Linked DNA regions of Homo sapiens: region 2 is linked to region 1. Evidence: read pairs that join two places in POLR2A ChIA-PET (ENCODE). Cell type or tissue: GM12878. All regions are shown on one strand. Links, peaks and the distances in the headings refer to the core of each region. The heading gives the core; the rest is flanking DNA.

Evidence for each region. ChIA-PET counts read pairs that join two places held together with the same protein. Peaks named below come from ENCODE experiments on the same cell type or tissue, not always from the same donor. Only the 100,000 strongest peaks of a DNase experiment are listed, where the experiment ranks them.
Region 2: POLR2A ChIA-PET joins it to region 1 with 7 read pairs; 2 of 35 experiments call an interaction of 5 or more read pairs at or near these places.

What each region holds. Positions count from the first base shown.
Region 1 is chr5:169,770,255-169,776,879 of GRCh38, reverse strand. All of the region lies in intron 25 of DOCK2 (dedicator of cytokinesis 2), which reads right to left. Among named protein-coding and RNA genes, the nearest start is that of DOCK2, 140 kb to the right of the region's middle. In GM12878, for the core only: no CTCF peak of the experiment used is centred there; no DNase peak of the experiment used is centred there.
Region 2 is chr5:169,830,677-169,837,301 of GRCh38, reverse strand. The region is part of intron 26 of DOCK2 (dedicator of cytokinesis 2); the gene reads right to left. Among named protein-coding and RNA genes, the nearest start is that of INSYN2B, 150 kb to the left of the region's middle. RefSeq lists an enhancer at 2,361-2,530. In GM12878, for the core only: no CTCF peak of the experiment used is centred there; DNase peaks (open chromatin) are centred at 2,546 and 3,406; H3K27ac peaks cover 879 bases.

The DNA of each region.
Region 1 (6,625 bases), core at 2,475-4,974:
CACAGTTCCGCATTGCTAGGGAGGCCTCAGAAAACTTACAATCATGGCGGAAGGCAAAGGAGAAGCAAGCACCTTTTTCACAGGGCAGCAGGACGAAGTGAGAATGCGTGGCGAGCAAAGGGGGAAGCCTCTTATAAAACTATCAGATCTCATGAGAACAGCATGGGGAAAACTGCTGCCATGATTCAGTTATCTTCACCTGGTTCCACCCTTGACACGTGGGGGTTATTATAATTCAAGGTCAGATTTGGTCAGGGGCGCAGAGCCAAGCCATAAAATTGACTATAGCCAGTGTCCTTCAAAGAGTCCTGTGAAGCCCTTAAAAATAGAATGGGAAAATGTTCCTAATAATTTTCAGAAATCAGATTACACAGCATGCAAAACAAGATCCCAATTATATAAAATATATGATACAGGCCAAGTGTGGTGGCTCACACTTGTTATCCCAGCACTTTGGGAGGCTGAAGTGGAAGAATCACTTGAGGCTAGGAATTCAAGACCAGCCTGGGCAATGTAGTGAGACCCTGTCCCTACAAAAAATATTTTGAAATTAGCTAGCCATGGTGATGTGTGCCTGCATTCCTAGCTACTTAGGAGGCTGAGGTGGGAAGATTGCTTGAGCCCAGGAGGTCAAGGTTGCAGTGAGCTATGATCATGCCACTGCACTCTAGACTGGGCAACAGAGTGAGACCTATATATATATATTTATATAAATATATATATTTATATAAATATAATATGATTCATATCATATCATATATATGATACAAAAGAGAGGAAGAATAAACAATGGTTTCCTCTAAATCGTGAGATCATGGACATTTTATACATTTCCAAATGTCTTACAATCAACTCACAATATTTTGATAATCCTAACTTACATAAAGAATAAATGCCATTTTTCCCATCTCTGGGCCAACATCTTCAGAAGCATGCCTAGCAGAGGTCTCGGTGTGGTCCAAGGCCCCCCTTAGCAAGGAAGCATATCAGGCAAGGAGGAATCCCAAGGGCTGCTGAGGTTGAGAAGCAGGCATCTCTCAGCTCAGACACTCCAAGATCTCCCACAGGCTGTCATCCAGAGAGGGCCTGTGTCACATACACTGGCCTTTCATGTTCGGCTGACATCCTGCCTTCTCCATAAAACTGTCCCCAATGTTCCAACAGCCCTGTTTCCACTGAATTCTGGCAATAGTCATTCTTATAGGGTTATTTATAAACATAATAACTTATAAGTTATCATATTTATAATTGTATAAAACTTTATTATAAAATTTATTTATAATAAATTAATGAAAACCTTATAAATTTATTAAAACTCTATAAACATTATATTTGCACCAGAGACTGCTATTCTGGGTCCATCTGTAGGTTTTGTCTGTTTTCTATATCATTTGAAAATAAATCAGCAGGTCTCCACTTGGGAGACTTATCTCAAAAAAAAGAAAAAAGAAAGAGAGACAGACTATCAAGCAGCACTGTGTCTGCATATTGACATGGCCCTGCCTCACTGCTGTCCTGTTTACCCATGGCACAGACTCTGCCCCAGTCCTCACCAATCCCTATAGTCTCTCCTCCCAGAGCTGACTGGCCATTGATTTCTGTCACTCTTGCTTCCTTAGTAGCAAAGAAACATTTCACCATACACTTGTCTCTGTCACACATAGGCATATGGCTGGGTGTGGTGGCTCATGCCTGTAATCCCAACACTTTGGGAGGCCGAGGTGGGCAGATCACCTGAGGTCAGAAGTTCGAGACCAGCTTGGTCAACAGGGTGAAACACTGTCTCCACTAGAAATACAAAAAATTAGCCAGGCATGGTGGCTCATGCCTGTTATCCCAGCTACTCCGGGGGCTGAGGCAAGAGAATCGCTTGAACCTGGGAAGCGGAGGCTGCGGTGAGCCAAGATTGTGCCACCACACTCCAGCCTGGGTGACAGAATGAGACTCTGTCTCAAAAGAAAACAACAACAACAACAACAACAACAAAAAACAGTCATGGGGATATGGATGACTAACCAGATGGCACTGTGTTTTAGGGAGGAAAATTAAAGAAATCAGATTTCTCTGTGAAGTAAAGAAGGTTCCCACATGTTTAATAGGCAAGTAGAAAATCTGAGTTGTAAAAATACAAGTGAAGGTGACATTAGGACTATCTACTCGGAAAGGAATGATTATCTTAGCAAATCTCATAATAACTATGACCCTGCCCCTTCACTCATTTGTATTACCTGCCCAGCATGTGTGAGCTCAAATTTAAAGAGATCTTTGGGTAAATCTTTTCTTCTCCAATCGTAAGCTCCTGGGGACAGAAACTCTTCTGTTCCAGAAGTCATCCAGCATGGCAGTTCAGTGTGTGCTGGGGAATCAGACAGACCCCAGTTGGAATGGTGTCTCTGCTGTTACTTGGTGTGTAACTATTGGCAAGTTTTAAAACCTCCTTAACTGGCAAGTTTTTAAACCTCCTTATCAGTTTCCTCACCTGTTAAATAGGAATAGTGATACCTACACTTTACATGGATGTCATGATAATTAAACTAGTTAATTATTTGGGGCCTGGCACAAAATCATGGTTAAATAAGTGGTGGCCATACATTACTTATTACTGTATTTTGTTAATAGTCCCCACAGTACAGTGCTGCCACAGTTTTAGATTTTTAATAAATATTACTTGAACTGAAATGAATCTGCAGCAAATTTTCAATTCAACTGTATTGTCGTCTTCAGGAAATTTCCTTCTATTCTAAGATGTTGGGGAAAAATAACCTAGCAAAATCAAATTTCAACAGATCAACATAAAAGTCTCAGGATGCTTGTATTAGCCCATTTTCACGCTGCTGATAAAGACATACCCAAGACTGGGTAATTTATAAAGAAAAAGAGGTTTAATGGACTCAGTTCTATGTGGCTAGGGAGGTCTCACAATAATGGCAGGGGGCAAAAGGCACGTCTTACATGGCAGCAGGCAAGAGGGAATGAGAAGCAAGCGAACGGGGTTTCCCCTTATAAAACCATCAGATCTCGTGAGACTTATTCACTACCATGAGAACAGTATAAGGGAAACTGCCCCCATGATTCAATTATCTCCCACCAGGTCACACCCACAACACGTGGGAATTATGGGAGCTCCAATTCAAGATGAGATTTGGGTGGGGACACAGCCAAACCATACAAACATTCTAAAACCCCACCTCAGCATAATGGGAATCATTCATGATTGCAATTTCACAGTGAAAACAAAATTTTGGAGTAAATGCATAACCTTATAAAGATTTATATAAATGCCCTCATTATGTATGCTTCCATTAATGCAAAGAATCATTCCAAAACTAGATAAGAATCCCATGGAATATAGTTTGAAAGATATGAGAACAGAGTGATTTTGTTGTTCTCTATTTTTAATGAGGTAAATTACACACACACACACACACACGAAGAGTTTATTGAGTTTATTTACATTGCTATTAAAGAAGTGATCGGGAATTTTTTTCTCCCCTAATTAAATTGTAGTTCATAAGGCCATTGAAAGCTGCTATTCTAAGTATTTTTGGAAGTTTAAGACAGATTTTTTTCCTTGATTGTATGCCAATTTTTTTTAACTTCAGTGCACCCTCACCCCCAACAGACACTTTCATAAATCTCTCTTGGACTTGTTCTGCAGCACATTAAATCACTGTCTTCTCTGATTCTGGATCTGAAGGTTTCTCTCTGAGAATGAAGTCTGCAATCTGTCACATCAGAACAGGAAGAGAGGATTTGAGGGAGAACCCCTTCTCAGATCTCCAGAGTGTGGAAGGGACGTTTTGGTGCTGGCTATGGCTTTGTGACACTGCAGTTGAAACGGGCAAAGTGGGCTCCTCACTTGAAGAACTTTGATGCCTCTAAATGCTCTGATGAGAAAAAACTTGTCCTCAAAATCGATGGTACTTTCTTGAAGAAATGAAACGCTCCAGCACATGAGGCACTGTTAAATGACCAGCTGTGTAACCTCGAATGCATCATGTAATTGCCCTCCATTCACTTAAGGTTCTATAAAATGGCCTCATCCCTTGCCCCCAGCTGAGGCAGGATGCTGAGACGTACTGGGGGAATGCTTCTCAATACTTCTCAACACAGTATTGGGAGAATATTTTTCAATGGGAAGAGGAGGGTTTTTAAGGCACTAAATGGTATTATGTGAAAAAGATTCAGAATTATTATCACTGTGAAGCAGAGGATGACTTTTTTAAAACATAGATTTTCATTGTTGGTGGAACACTACAAAATCTTGTTCAGTGTCATCATTTACAGTTGTTCTACAGAGGTTAAGGGACATGCCCAAGATCTCACAACTGTGCACTAAATGAGATAATATACCTAACTGTTTAGCACAGTGCCAGTGCATAATAAGCAGTCAATAAACGTCAGTTGCTGTTGCAACTGCTGATGTTGTTTTTACTATGATTCAGGTCTCCTCACTCCCAGTTCAGTGCTGTTATTATCAAATACAAAAAGAAACTACAGGAAGGTAGCTTTATGAGCCCAAGCAATTTCTTACCATAAGGAAAATTATTTCTTTCATAATTGAGAAAGTGCAAGCCGAGAGAAGGTAAGTGCTATGCCTTGGCACATAATTCCCAGGATGCTAACATCACACTGAAGACTAATTCAGGGGCTTGACTGGAGGAGGAGAGGCTACTCCTTTTTCCTAATCCTTCAGCTCTCAGTGAGCGATAGCACAGAGAACCTGCATGTTGTGGACCAGAGACTGAATCCAGTCTACAGCAACCCTGTCCTCAGCACCGGAGATTGAATCTAGGCTATAGCAACTCAGCCCACAGCCTGTAGGAAAGAGCAATGTCCTGAAAATGCAAAATGACACTGGCATGGAGAAAGGAGAAACTGTCCAGCAGATGAAGCTGGGAAAGAGGTGTGGTCAAATGGGAAAAAAACAAAAATGAAAGACAAAAATCAGATTCCTACTCACACTATATATAAAACATAAACTCTGTAGATAAAGGATTTATGTATCAAAACTAAAATTATAGAATTCTTAGTAAAAATAATGAACATCTTTTAGACTTCAGGACTGAGAAAGATTTCTTAAGGCACACACAAAAATTTGACTAAAAAAACATTGATTTGATTGTGTTAAAATTAAGAACTTTTGCTCATGAAAATGCATCTTAAATAAAAAGACAAGGTATAAACTGGGAGAAGATATTCACAATACATAAAATCAGCAAAAGATAAGTAGAAAGAATATATTAAATATCCTATAGATCAATAAGAAAAATACAACCAATCTGACAGAAAGACAAAAGGCCGGGTGCGGTGGCTCACACCTGTAATCTCAGCACTTTGGGAGGCCGAGGCAGAGGGATCACAAGGTCAGGAGTTCAAGACCAGCCTGACCAACACGGTGAAACCTGTCTCTACTAAAAATACAAAAATTAGCCAGGCGTGGTGGCACACACCTGTAATCCCAGCTACTCAGGAAACTGAGGCAGGAGAATCGCTTGAACCTGGGAGGCAGAGGTTGCAGTGAGCCGAGATCACGCCACTGCACTCCACCAGCCTGGGCGACAGAGCGAGACTCCGTCTCAAAAAGAAAAAAGAAAAACAGTCAAAAGACATGAAAAGACATAGCAAAGAAACAAAACACGAGTGGCAAAGAAAACAGAACAAAGGATTTTCAGCATTACTGGTGATCAAGGAAATGCAACTGAAGACAGTGATGATGTAGTCTAAGCCCATTTTAGTGGCAAAGGTTAAGAAGTAGGGCAATATCCAGCATTAAAGAGACTGTGGCTACACAGGTCCACTTCGGCATTGCTGGTGGGAGTGTAAATTGGTACAACCACCTTTGGAAAAGAGTGTTCACTATCTCCTAAAGATTCTGATCCCTTATGGCCAAGCAAATCTACTAGTAGTTCTATCCCCAAAGGAGACTCTTGAACATTTACAACAAGAGACATGTACAAGAATGTTCTTAGCAGCAGTGCTTTCAATAGAAGAAACACTGACACAACCCAATGCCTGAAATTGAAAGCATGAATGAACAAATTATGGCTTATTCACACAATGGAATTTCCTACCGTCATCAAAACAATGAACTCCAGCAATCAGTAATATGGATGATTCCTAGTTTAATATTAAGTAAAAAAAATAAATTCCTTCAAATTATCAACAGTTCAATACACTTTTCGTAAAGTTCAAATAACTAAAATACTGGGAATATATATAAATGCAATACAACTGCATGAAAAGGAAAGCAGTGGAATGATTAACAAAAGATTCAAGAGGCTGGGTGCAATGGCTCATGCTTGTAATCTCAGTGCTTTGAGAGGCCAAGGCAGAAGGATCACTTAAGCCCAGGGGTCTGAGACCAGCCTGGGGAATATAGGGAGACCCTATCTCTACAAAGTTTTTTTTAAAAAACTTCACCAGACATGGTGGTATGTCCCTGTAGTCCTAACTACTCAGAAGCTGAAGCAGGAGGATTGCTTGAGTCCAGGAGCTCAGGGTTACAATAAGCTATGACTGTGCCACTGTGCTTCAGCCTAGGTGACAAAGCAAGACCCTGTCTCAAAAAAAAAAAAAAAAAAAAAAAGACTCAAGAATGTGGTTACCTTAGGTGGGGAAAGGC
Region 2 (6,625 bases), core at 1,464-3,963, 61 kb before region 1:
GGAAAGTGACTTCTGGGCTCAAACTAAACGGTAGCTTGTAATTGAAATGACAAAATCAGTCTTCCCATTATGGCCTTGGCAAAGAAATTAATCCATCCAACCTAAACACACTGCAAATTGTAGTGATTTTTTTTTCTTTTAATAATTATAGGCTCTGGTATCTGGAAGGGACTTCAAATGAAGTCTTATGCAGAGCTCACTACATAACACAGCAGAAGGTGAGCTGGGAGTGGATGGGGACTAGGCAGGGTCGGGGCTAAGGGAGCCAAGCCCTCTCTTCCTGACTCACTCTTGACCCTAGGCCACTCCTAGGACTTTTCAGAATGCAGTGCAAAACTACTGATCTCCTGTAGGGTTTCTAGAATAAGAAAGCACACCAAATATGAGAATATTTTAAGTAACAATAGACAAAGCATTTCATAACACTAAACCAAATTATATAAAAAATGTGGCCTTTTTTTTTCATTTTTCTTTCAACACTTTTCATGATACCAAGTAGAGAAATCTCGTTTTGGTGATTATATGTCTTTAATACCTCTCTAGTTCTTGTAAAAACACCTTTTCTAACAAAGAGGAAAATCTTCAGGTCAGAGCAGGCAGCAAACAGTATCTACTTAGAACTTAATGACATTGTTTTGTTTTTATTGTGTTTATTTTTTGAAGTTGGTCATATTTATGGCAAGTGTGCAAGAAAAAGCTCCAAAACTTGGAAATAAAGCAAAATGAGGATGGCATGACATTTTTAATAGAACATTTGGAAAAACCACACGGAAGGTCCTTTTACCCTCTCAGGAATATAACTTTGTTTGGATTAACCATCCACAACTGATTAGAAACTAGAAATGTTATAACCTTGCAGAGTTAGTAGTTAACTTGCAGAAAAATGATAAAATGTGATGTTTGCTGCTTTGTTAAAACTCATAGTTTTATTACTCTGGAGAAAATTTACCTGTTTTATACCTAATGATAATTTTATACAAGTATCTCTTCTCTCACAAAATATCAAGAAGCCTGAATACTTTTGAACCAGGTTGTTGTTGTTCAGCTTGTTCCCTGGTTTACCAGTTAAATGAAACTTTGATGTGCTCAGTGTCTAATTGCATAGGATAATATTTTTAATAATTTGAGAAATCTACTTTTACACAAATGATGCTACTTACAGTTTTGATATGAAATTTTATTTTTATCAAAGTTATAAGTGTATATAGTTCAAAAAATTCTTCAAGCTTCATTTAAAAACAAAACAAGCTGGGCACAGTGGCTCATGCCTATAACCCCAGCACTTTGGGAGACCCAGGCGGGAAGATTGCATGAGCCCATGAGTTCAAGATCAGCCTGGGCAACAGGGCGAAATCCCATCTCTACTAAAAATATCAAAAATTAGCCTGGCATGGTGGTGCACACTTGTAGTCCCAGCTATCGGGGAGGCTGAGGCAGGCTTGAGCCCAGAAAGTTGAGGTTGCAGTGAGCTGTGATTATACCACTGCACTCCAGCCTGGGCAACAGGGAGTGAGACCCTGTCTCAAAAAAGAAAAAAAAAAATCCAAACCCCCAAACAAACGAAATACAGCAGTCTCTCATGATCCCCTTGCCAGAGGAACTTTTGTACCTCTTTAAGCTGTTGTAATTGTTATTTTGGCATTTATGAACATGATGCCAATAATATGCTTTGGTACTTCTTTTTTAAACATTTCTTTTCACTTTTGGCATTGTCTATTAACTGTCCACCATAGAAAACAAGCATTTTGGCCAGGCCCGCTGACTCATGCCTGTAATCCCAGCACTTTGGGAGGCTGAGGCGGGCAGATCATCTGAGCTCAGGAGTTCGAGACCAGCCTGGCCAACATGGTGAAACCCCGTCTCTACTAAAAATATAAAAATTAGCCAGGCATGATGGCGCATGCCTGTAGTCCCAGCTACTTGGAAGGCTGAGGCAGGAGAATAGGTAGATCCCAGGAGGCAGAGGTTGCAGTGAGTCGAGATTGCACTATTGCACTCCAGCCTAGGCAACAGAGCAGTCTCAAAAAAAAAAAAAAAAAAACCAGGCATTTCACTCTTTCCTCCCACTGTCCCATGAGGCACATGCATCCTTCCCATTTCTCCTCCCTCCCATACACTTACGGTATAATTTTGCTTTGATCAATATTTATTACTTAAAATATTTTGAATATGCAAATGCCATTCTCATCCAAGTTGTAAACTATGATGGATTCCCATTTCTTGCACACTCCTCATTTCATGCCACCCCCCCACCAAAAAAAAAGCAATTTGGAAAAATCCAAGATTCCTTTTCATTCTCTGAATGTTTAGTTTTTTTAAGTACTATCTCCCAATTTACAATGGTCTCTTCTGCTATTTTTCTAAGTTCTCTCTGCCTCTTTTCTAAAGTTTGCTTTGCCTCACAGAGTCTGTGTCCTCCAAGTAGATTTGCTTCTGTTTGCTTGTTTTCACTCTCTCTTCTATGTGAGCATTGTTCCTTAGTTCTCTTTAATCCTTGGGGCTATGTTCTCATTTCATTGTGTGTGATGCTAAGGTGATCACCGACTGAGCATGTGAGTAGGGCTTGTGGTCTGTGAGCTTATTGCAGGGTGATCTGGTTGGGACATTTAGCTGGAGAGCACTGACTGAACATGTGAGTAGGACTTGTGGTCTGTGAGCTTACTACAGGGTGATCTGGTTGGGACATTTAGCTGGAGAGCACTGACTGAGCATGTGAGTAGGGCTTGTGGTCTGTGAGCTTACTGCAGGGTGACCTGGTTGGGACATTTAGCTGGAGAGCACTGACTGAGCATGTGAGTAGGACTTGTGGTCTGTGAGCTTACTACAGGGTGATCTGGTTGGGACATTTAGCTGGAGAGCACTGACTGAGCATGTGAGTAGGGCTTGTGGTCTGTGAGCTTACTGCAGGGTGACCTGGTTGGGACATTTAGCTGGAGAGCACTGACTGAGCATGTGAGTAGGACTTGTGGTCTGTGAGCTTACTACAGGGTGATCTGGTTGGGACATTTAGCTGGAGAGCACTGACTGAGCATGTGAGTAGGACTTGTGGTCTGTGAGCTTACTGCAGGGTGACCTGGTTGGGACATTTAGCTGGAGAGCACTGACTGAGCATGTGAGTAGGGCTTGTGGTCTGTGAGCTTACTGCAGGGTGACCTGGTTGGGACATTTAGCTGGAGAGCACTGACTGAGCATGTGAGTAGGACTTGTGGTCTGTGAGCTTATTGCAGGGTGATCTGGTTGGGACATTTAGCTGGAGAGCACTGACTGAGCATGTGAGTAGGGCTTGTGGTCTGTGAGCTTACTGCAGGGTGACCTGGTTGGGACATTTAGCTGGAGAGCACTGACTGAGCATGTGAGTAGGGCTTGTGGCCTGTGAGCTTACTGCAGGGTAATCTGGTTGGGACATTTAGTTGGAGAGATGCCAATATCAATATATGCAAGTCTTTCTTCTTGGACTGCTAGGATTTCACAAATAAGAATTGTCTGATCCCTGCATGATGTGTGAAGGCCTGGCCACCAGTGCGCTAGGAGATGAACGGGAGGAAAGTGCTGGAGGTTTTAGCCTCCAGGATGCACACTTTGATTGAAACCTGCTTTTGAGTAAGGTATCACTGCCCACACTTTCGTCTGGCATCTCCTAGGCCAGATGTCTTCTGTTTTTTTCTTCTTTATTGAATACACCTTCAATAACTCAGCCCCATGGAGTCAGACTGCTTCTGGAACAGGCTCTCAGCTGATCCTCCTTATTTGAGCTCCTTCCTTTCCTTCACCCTGACTTGCAGGGGCACCTGGTACTACCATTTCCGGAAACTTTGTTTTAGATTGGATGAGTCCTCAGGGTCCTCCACTGCTGGCTTATGAAATACTTTTCTCAGGTCTGCTATGTCATGTACTAACTTTCCGTATGATTCCTACCTTTCTTTCAAAGAAATTCTATTTTTTCAGGAGGTTTTCAAGAGGGAGGAAAAATATGTACCTATTTTAATTTACCATCTTTACAGGGAATTCTGCCCTAAACTTTTCATGTTTGAATATTTAGAAGTGAGGTGATTTTGTTAAATATATTAAACATATACCTGATAGTGATACACTTTTAAAAATATGATTGTGTCATGTAAATGTCTAAGGTTTCAAAAATAGTGACAGTGCAATCCATTTTACAGAAAGAAAAACTTCAGCTTTAGGATGGGGTTTGCACAAGGTAATATGACCAGTGTTGTGTGACAGGAAATGTCATCAGAGCTAGAATGAAGGACCTATTCTGCTGAACATTGAGGGGGCCACTGCTTCCTCCAGTCCAGCACACAGGCAGCCTTGGCCCTGTGTTTATGCCAAGGACAATCTCACCTCCTCTGCCTGCTTTGTCTTTAGGCCTTTTCAGTGCTAAGATGAAGATCACAAGGTCACAGCTACAGAGTGAAATCCAAAGGCCTACATTTTTTTTTTAAGCAAAAGAGAAAGAATGTATATTCTTACAGTGAAAACAGCAGCAATCTATGGCTGCTACTGTTTTGTCCATTCTGTGTTCTATGGAAGAGGTCTTTTCCATTTCTTTCTTATCTTGAAACTACCACAAACACCTAGAAAGAAAATATCTAACTTTGAAAAATAGTAACAGATATCATCTACAGTACAGTCACCCTCTCTCTCTCTGGCCCTTAGAGGGAATGTGATTTTTGCATGAGTTCTAGGTTTAGTGCTGTCTTCTTTCTTCCTGTTTGAACTGGTTTCCATCCTGAAAGATTTTACTGCATTGACATCTCATTGCGTGAAGCAAGCTTCAGAGGCAGCCAGGGACAGAGACAGCTCAGCGAAGGGGAGGCAGGGTAAACAAGGCAGGGTGGGTGGCACTGCTCTATCCCATCATCTCTGCTTCTCCCCACCCACTGGGTGAGTGTCCCCACCCCATGTGCCAGGCGGGACTTGGGCAATGCTTTCATGTTGTCACACATGTCTTGCACTTTGTATTAGCCTTCACTAGAAGACAAGGGTTGGAGTTGGTGGCAGAAGGATGCAATAAAAAGGAAAAGAAGATGTGGGTTCTAATTCTGACACTGCTGTTAACACAAGTTTCAAGGTCTTATTATATGCCAGCAACTGTGCATATAGACTTGACATAATCTCATTTAACTGTTTATAAAACTCCACTGAAATCCCAGATACACAACACACGAATTAGAGAGATTTAGTAACTTGCCCAAGAATGTTCCATTCACAGATGGCCCAACCTGAACCTAAGCTCATTTCTGCCTAATTGCATGCTCCTTCCATGATCAGAAGTGTGGTGTCGATGGCACAACGGAATGGTGCTTTAGGCCCTCTCCAACTTCTCTGGCAACTTCTTTCAATATTATGAAAAACTCTCTGCAAAAGTCTCTCCTTGCACAGAGACTAATGAAGTTGCCATTAACTATTCTCTTTCCTTGTTGGTCATTGACCTTGACACATCTTGCCCCTCTGAGCCTCAAGTTTCTTCATCTGTATTTTGGATGCATTGGCATCCACAATATCAGAATTGTTTTGAGGAACCATAGCTAATTCCAACACTGAGAGCTAATATCTTTTGAGTTTTTAATATGTGGCATGTACTTTTCTAAGTATTTTACAGACATTAACTTAAGGAATCCTGCAAGCACATATAAAATGGGAGAAAGACTTCTACAATTCCAGATTTAGAGATGAGTGAAGTGCTTGGCTGTGGTCTGCTAATCCAAGTTCCAGCCCAGGCCTGCCTGACTCAAGTCCAGGCTTGTGACTGCCTCTGCCTCCACCTCTTTGGATCACATAAATGAATGGATGTGGCAGCACTTTGCAGATGGTAAATCATTCTGTAAATCTGTCCAAAGAACATCATAAGACAAACAGTTGTGTGCACAGCTGCTTGTAGCATATTGCATTGTTTATAATACCTAAACGCAGCAAGCAAGATAAATGTGGTCAAATCAGGAATCCTATTATGTACATGACAGTTTATTCACACAATGGAGGAGAAGGTAGATAGATCTTGACCTGGAAAAATATCCTAAATATGTTCAGAAAAAAAGAGACTACAGAGTACCATATGTAATATACACCTTTTTTTTTTGAAAATTTATTTTCTATGTCCAGAAAGTCTGGAAAAAATGCATGGCAAACCATTAACAATGATATCACTGAGTGGGAGGGAGGAGGGACAGATGTGAGGTTAAAGGGATAATTTTATTTGCTATGTTTTGTTGGAAATGTTCATAATCACATATGTAACAATGAAAATAGAACTCTTTCTCCATTGGAAAGAAATGAAAGTCAGGCTGCAATCCTAAAGAATCATGTCCACAGGGGACTGAGTGGATACATCCCAGGGATGTACACCCAGGAAGCCCTGTGTTCAGGGGTGTCAGGCTACTGTGGGAATGGCTCTCCTTCTTCCCCACACCCAGCAGGTCTCCCGTCCCATGCTGGGGCTATAGATGTAACCTTGGGGCTCGCAAGCTGGATCACTGTTGCCAACATTACTAAATGGACAGAAAAGCACTGCAAAGTAACATGGGCTAACATTCTTTTAAAAGGCACAACTATGAAACCAGCTAAATAAGCAAAACATTGTTTTTATTTAGATCTGTAAGTTGCTTTGCAAGGGTTTTTA